Linked DNA regions of Homo sapiens: region 2 is linked to region 1. A link is a loop called in an ENCODE intact Hi-C map of the cell type or tissue named here. Cell type or tissue: dorsolateral prefrontal cortex. All regions are shown on one strand. Links, peaks and the distances in the headings refer to the core of each region. The heading gives the core; the rest is flanking DNA.

Evidence for each region. Hi-C counts contacts between places; a loop is a spot of excess contacts. Peaks named below come from ENCODE experiments on the same cell type or tissue, not always from the same donor. Only the 100,000 strongest peaks of a DNase experiment are listed, where the experiment ranks them.
Region 2: it touches region 1 in a loop (2.5-fold over the local background); 1 of 110 quality-filtered maps calls a loop at or near these places.

Annotation. Positions count from the first base shown.
Region 1 is chr4:75,342,163-75,347,544 of GRCh38, reverse strand. No RefSeq gene overlaps it. Among named protein-coding and RNA genes, the nearest start is that of LINC02483, 9.2 kb to the left of the region's middle. In dorsolateral prefrontal cortex, for the core only: no CTCF peak of the experiment used is centred there; no DNase peak of the experiment used is centred there.
Region 2 is chr4:75,432,577-75,437,958 of GRCh38, reverse strand. No RefSeq gene overlaps it. Among named protein-coding and RNA genes, the nearest start is that of RCHY1, 79 kb to the left of the region's middle. In dorsolateral prefrontal cortex, for the core only: no CTCF peak of the experiment used is centred there; no DNase peak of the experiment used is centred there; H3K27ac peaks cover 649 bases.

The sequences.
Region 1 (5,382 bases), core at 118-5,117:
GACAAGTGGCTACTACGTGTTTAAAAGTCTACCTGAACACGTAACAATACCAAAAAGCGGGACTTACAATCACTTTTTTTTTTTTTTGCAGACAAAATAGCTCACTTGCTGGAACCTGCTGAAGAAGTAACCTAACTGATGTGCTTGAAAGTGCAAATATTTCTTGCATGATACATGCTATAAAAATTCATTTCTTATTCAGCTCGAGGGAAGATGCTGAAATTGCTGTGCATCCAATGAAAGCTAAGGTGCAAATGGAAATTTAGAGACTATTTTTTTATCTTGCAATTCAGTCATGATGTTCTATTGCCACGTTTCAAGATCAAAGATTTAAGGGTAAATTAAAGTAGTAAGTTCATGCATAATATTAAAAATAAAAATATAAGTGAGAGCAAAAAAATTTGATTCTCCTGAAAATGTTAAAAAAGCATCATCTTCAAGCAATGCACAGAGATTCTGTTTGTGAAGTTGCTTCAGTGAAATTGTATAATCACTGTTGACCAAAGATTTAACTCCAGAAGGTGGAAATGAGACAAGACTTTAATCCGGTTGTTTAACTAGAGTGGAAGGGCAACATCACTACCAGCAATAGCCTATTCTGATTAGAGTTGGCAAAAAAAAAAAATCTTCCTCTTTTTCTAACTTCAGTTGAAACTGAGGGTCTACTTGGCTTTTTAAATATGTAGTACACTAACCATAAGGGCAATCTGATAATCAACAGAGCTGAGAACTTACTATTTCTGTACTATGATGTCAACTTTAAGCATTTAAGAAGCAATATTTTAAGGAATCAAGTTGAAGTGATGATTCAATTTATTTTGTGGAGAAAATTTCAGATTTTTCCTAGTCTCAAAAAATTTGTTACGTGATGGTGACCTTTAGCTTTGGTTTTGACCTCCTCATGAAGATTGAATTCAAGCTTGGCCCTTTAGCAATGGGCCAATGCGACATTTCTATTAACTCTTGAGTAAATACAAACGAATGCTCATGAAATATATGTAAGGCATAAGTAATCAAAATACAAGAAACATCAATTACCTACCATCCAATTTAAGAAAAAGAACAACACACCATTATTAAGTCCCTTTCTTGCATTCCCTCCCTTGTCCCATCCTTTTATCCTAGAGATATCGTCTCTTCTGTACTTTATATTCACCAGTTCTTTTACATTCTTTATAGTCATATGACCTAGTGTGTTTGAATTGCTGGACAATATATTTTTAGTTTTCAATTTTGTATAAAGAGAATCATACTTTTGTTTTTCTGTAACTGAATTTTTTAATATTATGTTTCTCAGATTTAACTATATTGTAGCATTCAATCTTATTGCACTATAGTATTTTATTGTATAAACATTCCACAGTTTACTGATTCACTCTACTCATTATAAATGTGTTGTTTCAATTTTTTAAACTGTACTATTACACATAGCATATGAACATTCTTATGTCATGCATCCTTAATGTATAAATGAAAGAGTTTTTCTAGTGTGTATATGGGGGTAGTATGGGGAAGCAGTGTGGGCAGTGATAGAGAGTGAGGTTGGAAGTCAAGTTTTATTTTTTCCTCACAGGAATATCCAATTATCACAACTATCTTCTCCTTATTCTTATGAGTATCATATCTAAAATATACCAAGTGCTCATTTATCAATCAACCTGCATCTAGTCTTTCTACTCTGTCCCATTGGCTTATTTGTTTCTTGGGGCATCAATACAATAGTGAGTCTTTTAATCCATGAGCATAGTATATCGCTCCATTTACTTAGGTCTCTTCTAATGTCTTTTAATGAAATTTTATAAGTTTCCCTATCAGAGATACTGCATATTTTGTCTCCCTGTCCCTGTGAAGATATTCGAAGCATGGCTCAGTCTATTGGCTGCCTCTTCAAGATAGGCCCACATGCCTGTGGTAAGTTGCCAGAATCACATTTTTAGATTTCTATTTTTTTGTAGATCTTGGCCCAGTAACTCCACACTCTCTTTTTAGCTTTGTGATACTTCAAAGAAAATGATTTTTATAGTTTGCCCAGATATTTTCATTTCCTTCAGCAAGAGAGTTGGCACAAATTACCCAGTCTGCCACCACTGGGATGAAGTCCCCAGATCTTCTTTGTATTTTTTATTTTCAAGATTTTTTCAGTTTATCTCTTCTTCTTTTTCTTCTTTTTGAAAATCTCTTTTGCATCATGCTTCACTTACTTTTTGCTTTTTTTTTTCCTGTTTGCTTCAAATTTCTCTCAGTTTCTCTGGTGGTCTTTTCTTTTCCCCTCTCTTGGTATTTTATTACAAATTGAGGCATATTTTATGACCAAGATAAACAGAAATGAGCTTGGTTGACGCTAAGGACATTAGCACATTCCTAAAAATAAAACAACAATCTCATGGGGATTCAGCCCAGATAAGAACATTTATTTATTTGAGACATATGCATGACTCACATGAAAACTCATAAAGAAAAAATGAAGAGACAGTGTGGTAGCGTGGAGAGAACTTGGGCTTCGGATTAAGATAGACTTGGACTTTAGTCTCTCTCCATCACTTGACAGCTATGGAGACATGGGCGAATCTAAGAACCGTGATTTGTTAATTTAAGTTTACTTTTTTCCCAACTTTTGGCAGGTTAAGAGACATATATTTTATCAGTTTAAGCTGCACATTTGCTGTAATGTTCCTTAGATTATACAGTGGACAGAAAAGTTTATTTCTTTGAAGAAGGAAATACCACTGTAGATACTTTATTTGAAGTATAGGCTATCACATAGTGAAGAACGTTTTTCTTTTCTTGTTTCCAAAATACCAAATTTTATTAAAATAAATGTTATATGCACTTCAAATGTTAACTATTAAAATATACTAGCAGTATAAACGTACTATTTATTTATGAAGGAGAGGATTTTTCTAAACCAGACCAAGATAAAAAGTAACATATTGTCACCTACTTGAATTCTAACAAATGTACTTTTCTAAGGAATATATTTTAAGATTAAATTTTAGCAGATTGGGTATTTAGTTTTTCTCCTCCCTCTTTCTCTCTTTTTCCTTAAAATAGCATTTAGTTTTCAAAATTGAGGACTCCTACCTGTTGCTTCTTTCACTTGTACAACCTGTATATGTAGTACCATGTAAAAATAGTTCTGTCAGAAAGACAGATGCCATTATATTCTTGTATAATACTTTATATTTTTTCTAATGATCTAATTGCTTCTTTCTTTAACTTCCCTAAGATCACTAGGGAATCTGTACAATCTGGAGTAAGGAAAATGTAAGGACTTACAGTATAATTTTGTTATTTTTGGAAGCTTAGTTCAAAATTCTAATTTAGCACCCAATGTCATCTTTGGATACTGTGTGCCAGTCCAGAAAACTAGCACCTTTTGCTCAGAGCCAAACTGACAGAGACATGCTCAAATAAATTCACATTCCCATTTTAACTAATAATTCAGCAGGAACCTGAGTTTGCAAACTGGTAGAAATAAGAAAGAGGGAGTGGGTGTGGGTAAAAGAATGGGTTAGAGACCTGGCGCAGGTGGCTCACGCCTGTGATCCCAGCACTTTGGGAGGCCGACGTGGGCAGATCTCGAGGTCAGGAGATTGAGACCATCCTGGCTAACACGGTGAAACCCCGTCTCTACTAAAAATACAAAAAATTAGCCGGGCTTGGTGGCACACACCCGTAGTTCCAGCTACTTGGGAGGCTGAGGCAGGAGAATCTCTTGAACCTAGGAGGCAGAGGTTGCAGTGAGCTGAGATCACGCCACTGCACTCCAGCCTGGGTGACAGACAGAGACTCCATCTCAAAAAAAAAAAAAAAAAAAGAATTGGGTAGAAAGAATATTTTATATCTTATTAAAATGGGAGTGCTGATGCTTCAGACTGACTGAATAAAAGCTTGCCCTTGAAGTTGACCTTGGAAATGTGAAACTCTCCAGGAAAAAAAAACAAAAACAAAAACATAAACTTTGAAATCCCACTGTGGTGAAATTAACAGATAAGGTTGTAGTCCTTCCTGGTGTTTACAAAGAACAGAGATCTTTATGATTAATGACAACTCTCTTTTAGCAGGTCACTTCTCAAGTCCTCTGCTTCCTGGAAAGTAATATTTATCTTAGAGAAGTTTCATTTCATAATACCCTGTCTTTTGTTGTCGATCTGTTAAATGCAGGCGCTTCCATTACAAGGATCCACCAAGGGAAAGGACAAAGATGATCATGCAGCCAACAATAATGTTCATTTATTTATTTTCTCCAGATTCCAAAAGCACTAAATAAATGAGGCAAATTAGAGGATGAATGTTAACGTTTTTGACATAAATTGAACTTAGTGGTAGATGATAGTTTTCTTTGGAGACCTTTCAAGATCAAATCCACCCATATTTATCACATCTGGTTGCATTGCTTACTATCAAATAGCATGATATAATTTTATGGACATTGTAAACTCACTTTAGGTATGGCCTAATACAGCCCACTTCTTTGAAGGCAGCATGAAGTTCCAGGGAAAGAGGTATTTCAAATCATAATAATCAGGACATACAGATAGAATGTAATTCCTGCCTTATAATTAGTGAATCTAACCTCTGAAGTACTCACCTTCCCAGAAGTAATTGCTCTGTTTGGGTTTCGCTAACAACAGGGAATTTTAGGCCTGTGGGGGTGATGTCTTTGATTCTTTCAGTGACTGCAGAGCACTACTGGAATATAGCAGGCAAGACCAGTGATGCTGAGTGTACTGCAAAACATGAGGCTTTCTCACAAATGAGGAATTGTTCTTCCTAAAGTGTAATAACATTCCTTTTGAGAAAACTGCAGAAAAAAGATGACAAGAACCATAGAAACTCTATGTATACTCATTGTCTCAGACACCAGTTCTGTGTTGTAAACCTTCCTAAAATTTGGTGTATTAAAACAATGCTTTATTATTTCTCATGATTCTGTGGGTTAACCAGGGTCAGCTGGGCTGTTCTTTTGCTCCATGATGTGATGCAGCTGAGAACACTTGTGCAGCTACATTTAGCTGAGAGCTCAACTAGGATTGGCATATTCAAGATGTCTTCTCACATTTATGCAGCCAACAGACATATGAAAAAATGCTCATCATCACTGGTCATCAGAGAAATGCAAATCAAAACCACAGTGAGATACCATCTCACGCCAGTTAGAATGGCGATCATTAAAAAGTCAGGAAACAATAGATGCTGGAGAGGATATGGAGAAATAGGAATGCTTTTACACTGTTGGTGGGAGTGTAAATTAGTTTAACCATTGTGGAAGACAGTGTGGTGATTCCTCAAGGATCTAGAACCAGAAATACCATTTGACCCAGCCATCTCATTGCTGGGTATATACCCAAAGGATTATAAATCATGCTGCTATAAAGACAC
Region 2 (5,382 bases), core at 328-5,327, 90 kb before region 1:
CTATTATCTCTATTCTTAGATCTAGTAATAATGTTTTATATATTTGGGATCTCCAGTGTTACATGCATATATATTTAGGATTATGATATTTTGCTGTTGGACTAGTCCTTTTATCATTATATTATGTTCCTGTTTGTCTTTTTAAACTGTTGTTGTTTTAAAGTCTACAAGAATAACTACTCCTCCTCACTTTTAGTTTACAAGAATAACTACTCCTCACTTTTGGTGTCCATTTCCATGGAATGTCTTCTTCCATGCCATTACATTAATTTTATATGAGTCCTTATGTGTCAGGTGAGTGTCTTGAAGGCAGCAGACACTTGGTTGGTAAATTCTTATCCATTCAGCCATTCTGTATCTTTTAAGTGGAACATTTAGGCCATTTACATTCAATGTTAGTATTGAGTTTTTGCCTGAATACCTTGTCTTTTTTCATTATGTTATTGTTTTATAGGTCCTGTGAGAGTTATGCTTTAAGGAGGTTCTATTTTGGTGTTTTTCAAGGATTTGTTGCAAGATTTAGAACTCCTTTTAGCAGTTATTGTAGTGCTGGCTTGGTGGTGGTGAATTCTCTCAGCATTTGTTTGTCCAAAAGCCCTTTATCGCTCCTTCATATATGAAGCTTAATTTTGCTGGATACAAAATTCTCAGCTGATAATTGTTTTGTTTAAGGAAGCTAACAATAGGACCCCAATCTCTTCTAGCTTGTAGGATTTCTGCTGAGAAATCTGCTTTTAATCTGATAGGTTTTCCTTTATAGTTTGCCTGATGCTTTTGCCTCATAGCTCTTAAGATTCCTTCCTGTGTCTTGACTTTACATAACTTGATGACTATGTGCCTAGATGATGATCTTTTTGTGATGAATTTCCCGGGTGTTCTTTGAGCTTCCTATACTTGGATGTCCAGATCTCTAGCAAGGCCAGGGGAGTTTTCCTTGATTGTTCCCTCAAATATGTTCTCCAAACTTTTAGATTTCTCTTCTTCCTCAGGAACACTAATTATTCTTAGGTTTATTCATTTAATATAATCCCAAACTTCCTGGAGTCATTGTTCATTTTTAAAATTCTTTTTTTCTGTGTCTTTGTCAGATTGGGTTAATTCTAAAGCCCTGTCTTTGAGATCTGAAGTTCTTGCTTTTACTTGTTTGGTTCTATTGCTGAGACTTTCCAGTGCATTTTGCAATTCTCTAAGTGTGTCCTTCATTTCCAGAAGTTGTGATTGTGTTTTATTTAGGCTGTCTATTTCACTGGAGATTTTTCCATTCATATCCTTTATTGTTTTTTTGATTTCATTAAGTTGGACTTCATCTTTCTCTGGTGCCTCCTTGATTAGCTTAATAATTGACCTTCTGAATTCTTTTTTCTGGCAATCCAGATATTTCATCTTGGTTTGGATCCAATGCTGGTGAGCTAGTGTGATCTTTTGGAAGTGTTAAAAAAACCTCGTTTTGTCATATTACCAGAATTGTTTTTCTGGTTCTTTCTCATTTGGGTGGACGTCAGAGGGAAGACCTGGGATTTGGCTGCTGTTCATATTTTTTGGTCCCATGGGGTGCTCCCTTTATGTGGTGCTCTCCCTTCCATCTGGGGATGAGGCTTCCTGAGACCTGAACTGCAGAGATTTTTATTTCTCTTCTGGGTTTATCCACCCAGTTGAGCTACTGGGCTCCAGGCTGGTATTGGGAAGTGTCTGCACAGAGTCGTGTGATGTGACCCATTTGTAGGTCTCTCAGCCATGGATACCAGCACCTATTCTGGTGGAGGTACCAGGGGAGTGAAGTGGACTCTGTGAGGGTCCTTGGTTGTAGTTTTTGTTAGTGTACTGGTCTTGTTCTGGTTGGCCTCCAGCCAGGAGGTGGTGCTTTCAAGACAGCATCAGTTGCAGTAGTATAGAGAGGATACAAGCTTACCCTAGGGTCACCTAGATAAGTATTCGGGTTTCTCAGATGGTGGGTGGGGCCCTAGAGCTCCCAAGAGCTTATGTCCTTTGCCTTTTGCTACCAGTGTGGGTAGAGAAAGACCATCAGATGGGGGCAAGTTTAGGTGTGTCTGAGTTCAGACTCTCTTTGGGTAGGGCTTGCTGTGGCTGCTGGTGGGGATCGGGGTGTGGTTCACAGGCCAATGCAGTTACGTTCCTAGGGGGATTATGGGTGCCTCTGCTGTGTCATATGGGTCATCAGGGAAGTGGGGGAAAGCCAGCAGTTACAGGCCTCACCCAGCTTTCTTGCCACCCGAAAGGCAAGTCTTACTCCCACCATGCACCCCCAACAGCACCGAGCTTATTTTGAGGCAGCTGGGGAGCAAGGCTGAGAACCTGCCCCAGGCTACAAGCCTCCCTGCTGGGAAAGCAAGCAGGGCTTTCAGGTTTCATGCCTCCCTGCCTGCTGCAGCTTCTGTGCTTCTATCTGTGCTCCCTGTTTGACCCTTTCCCCAAGTTCTGTCCAGGAAACCTCACTTTCAGTTGAAATTGTTACAAAATTAAGCTGGAAGTTTCCTTCTTCCTGTGATCTTTCCTCAATTCCATTGGGAGCCCTCCCCAAACCCCTCTGCGAGATGAAATCAGAAATGTCTTCTCTGGGGACCAAGAGGGCTCTTTCCGCTGCTTCCTGTATCCCCATATTTTGTTTGACTCTCTAAATTCATTTCAGTTCCAGGTAAGGTCAAATCCTTCATCCATGATCTGAACCTTCAGGGTCCCCAGTAAAGATGTGTCTTCGAGGGTGGATTTTTCCTCTTTTCATACTTTGGGAACTCACAGTTTTTCAGCTGTCTCAGAGCCTGCAGCAGCAAGCTGCTTCCTTCGAAGGGTCTGTGGATTCGCTTGGCTTGCCTAATGTGTTTCTGCAGTAGTTCTTGGAGCAAAGCTTCATGATGTGAGTGTCCACATACTGCTCTGTCCATTCAAGTGAGAGCTGCAAGTTAGTACTGGCTCCTATCTGCCATTTTTCTAATTTTCTCCATGAGTGGCATTCTTGACTCGCTCCTGAGATCTTCAGTGAAAGCATTTAGTCTGTCAACTTTTAAGTATAAGGTTCGTGTAGGGTCCTTTGCAGGTAGATGCTCTTTATCAAGTTAAGGGGAATTTCCCCTCTATTTTTTGGGGAGTTTTAAAAAATCATGAATAGTTGTTTAATTTCATCAAATTTTTATGCATGAATTGATATAATGATGTGATTTTTCTTCTTTAGCTTATTAATATATTGGATTACATCACTTGAGTTTTAAATATTGGATCAGTCTTGTATATCTAAAAGAAAATCCACTTAGCATAGCTTTGGTTATTTTTATGTGTGCTGAATTCAATTTGCTAATATTTTGTTATTATTGTGTTTGTATTCATGAGGAATATTGATGTCTAGGTTTTCTTTGTGCTGTCTTTGTCTGGTTTTGGTATCAGGGTAGTATATGCTTCCTAAAATGAATTGAGAAGTTATAATCCTCTTCTATATACTGCAAGAGATTGTGTACCATTGGTGTTAATTTTGCTTTAAACATTTGTTAAAATTCTCCAGTGAAACCATCTGGGCCTGGAGTAAAGGTGTTTGGCATTGTTACTGTGGTCACTGATGAGGAGGTAGAGGGAGGATTCACAGCCAAGTTGCCATGATCTTGTCGTTATGGAGACAGACATGCTGGGCTTCATCACAAGGCTGTTTTTCTCCAGGTATGATGTTGCTGTGGAAACACAAAGCCCAAATCCTCAAAGAACACTCTGTTCTAGTCCCAGCTGCTGTATCCATCTGCGTTGTATCTCATTAGCAGAAGAGCCTAGTGAGATAGGAGTTGCATCTCTGCTCATCCAGATCTCTAGAGAAGGGATCTACCCCTGGACTTTTTCCTGGGTAAGTGGGAATCTTTGGCTATTTTAAGGTAAACTTTGCTAAATTGGATGGAAACAAAATCTTCCTGTGCTGTGTCGTTTTTCAAAATGACTGCTGGGAATTTACACTTAATGGGTGTTCATTTCACTCTAAGTTGATCCACCTTAGAATCAACCTTTCAGCCTTATTTTCAGCACATAGATTCTTTCAACACCAGCCTCTCTGTTCCCAGAAATGGGAATGATCATATTACCTCACGACTAATGTCTTCTGTGGTCAAGGAAGCAAGATTTTCAATAGGGTATACGTGGGCTGTGGCATCCCTCCACAGTAGTGGCACTGACGCTGGAGTCTGAGCCCAGGTATTGACGTGGCCCAAGGCTAGCTCCCCAATGGATCACAGAGTTTCTCAATAGTACTATAATGTGGTAGATACAATCTCATGGTTAAGGGCATGGATTTTTGTGTTAGATGGTTTTAGGTTGACTCTAGAGAGAGGGAGAGATCCATGGAAAAAGGGTCTCATTATAAAAAGTTATTTACTTTGCCACTTAGAAACAGCAGTGATGGCTGGGTGCGGTGGCTCACGCCTGTAACTCCAGCACTTTGGGAGGCTGAGGCTGGCAGGTCATCTGAGGCCAGGAGTTCAAGACTGGCCTGCCCAGCATGGAGAAAGCCCATCTCTACTAAAAAAACAAACAAACAAAAAACAACATTAGCTGGGCATGGTGGTGCATGCCTGTGATCCCAGCTACTTGGGAGGGTGAGGCAGGAGAATCACTTGAACCCGGGAGGTGGAGGTCACAGTGAGCCAAGATTGTGCCATTGCACTCCAGCCTGGGCAACAAGAGTGAAACTCAGTCAAAAAAAAAAAAAAAAAAAAGACTTCTGCTTTTCATTGTGGTTACTATTGTTGAAATTAAACTTTGCCAATGAGTTAAAATTTCTAAAGTCAATTCCTTATATTTTACTACCTGCATCTCTCAGAGGCATCGGTTAGATTAAGGGATCACGGTCAATTTTCAGAGAAAAGCAGTATTATTAATCAGGGTGCAATCAGGAAAACATAAATCATTCTAGGTATTTCAAACAGAACAAGATTTAATAGGGGCACAAGGTGCCTACAAATATCACTGAGAGGGCTGAAGGAGCAAAAGTCAAGAGGACAACTACAGCTAGGGTTGGTTCATCCAGGGAGCCAGATACTGATACCACTACTGATTACCACTGGGAGGTCAGGAACCAGTAGGAGACCCCTGCTGGCCTCATAGCTCTTCTGCAGTTCTAAAAGGGTGAATTTCAAGGGAACATGGAAGCTGTATGTGACTCCCTGCCCCTCCAAGTATCTGAAGCACACATATCTGTTAAAGCTAGCAGAGGAAGAAGAGTAATTCTACCCTTTTTCTGCCTTCTAAGTCTTGTGTGAGCATGCATATCTGATTGTTGTAAAATAAACCACATCCAGTGCCTGGCTGGCAATTGAGTACGTGACATTAAGTTCCCAAGATTCCAGCCGTGAGGGAGAACAGAGAAAGGAATGGAACAGCATAGAGGGCCAATAG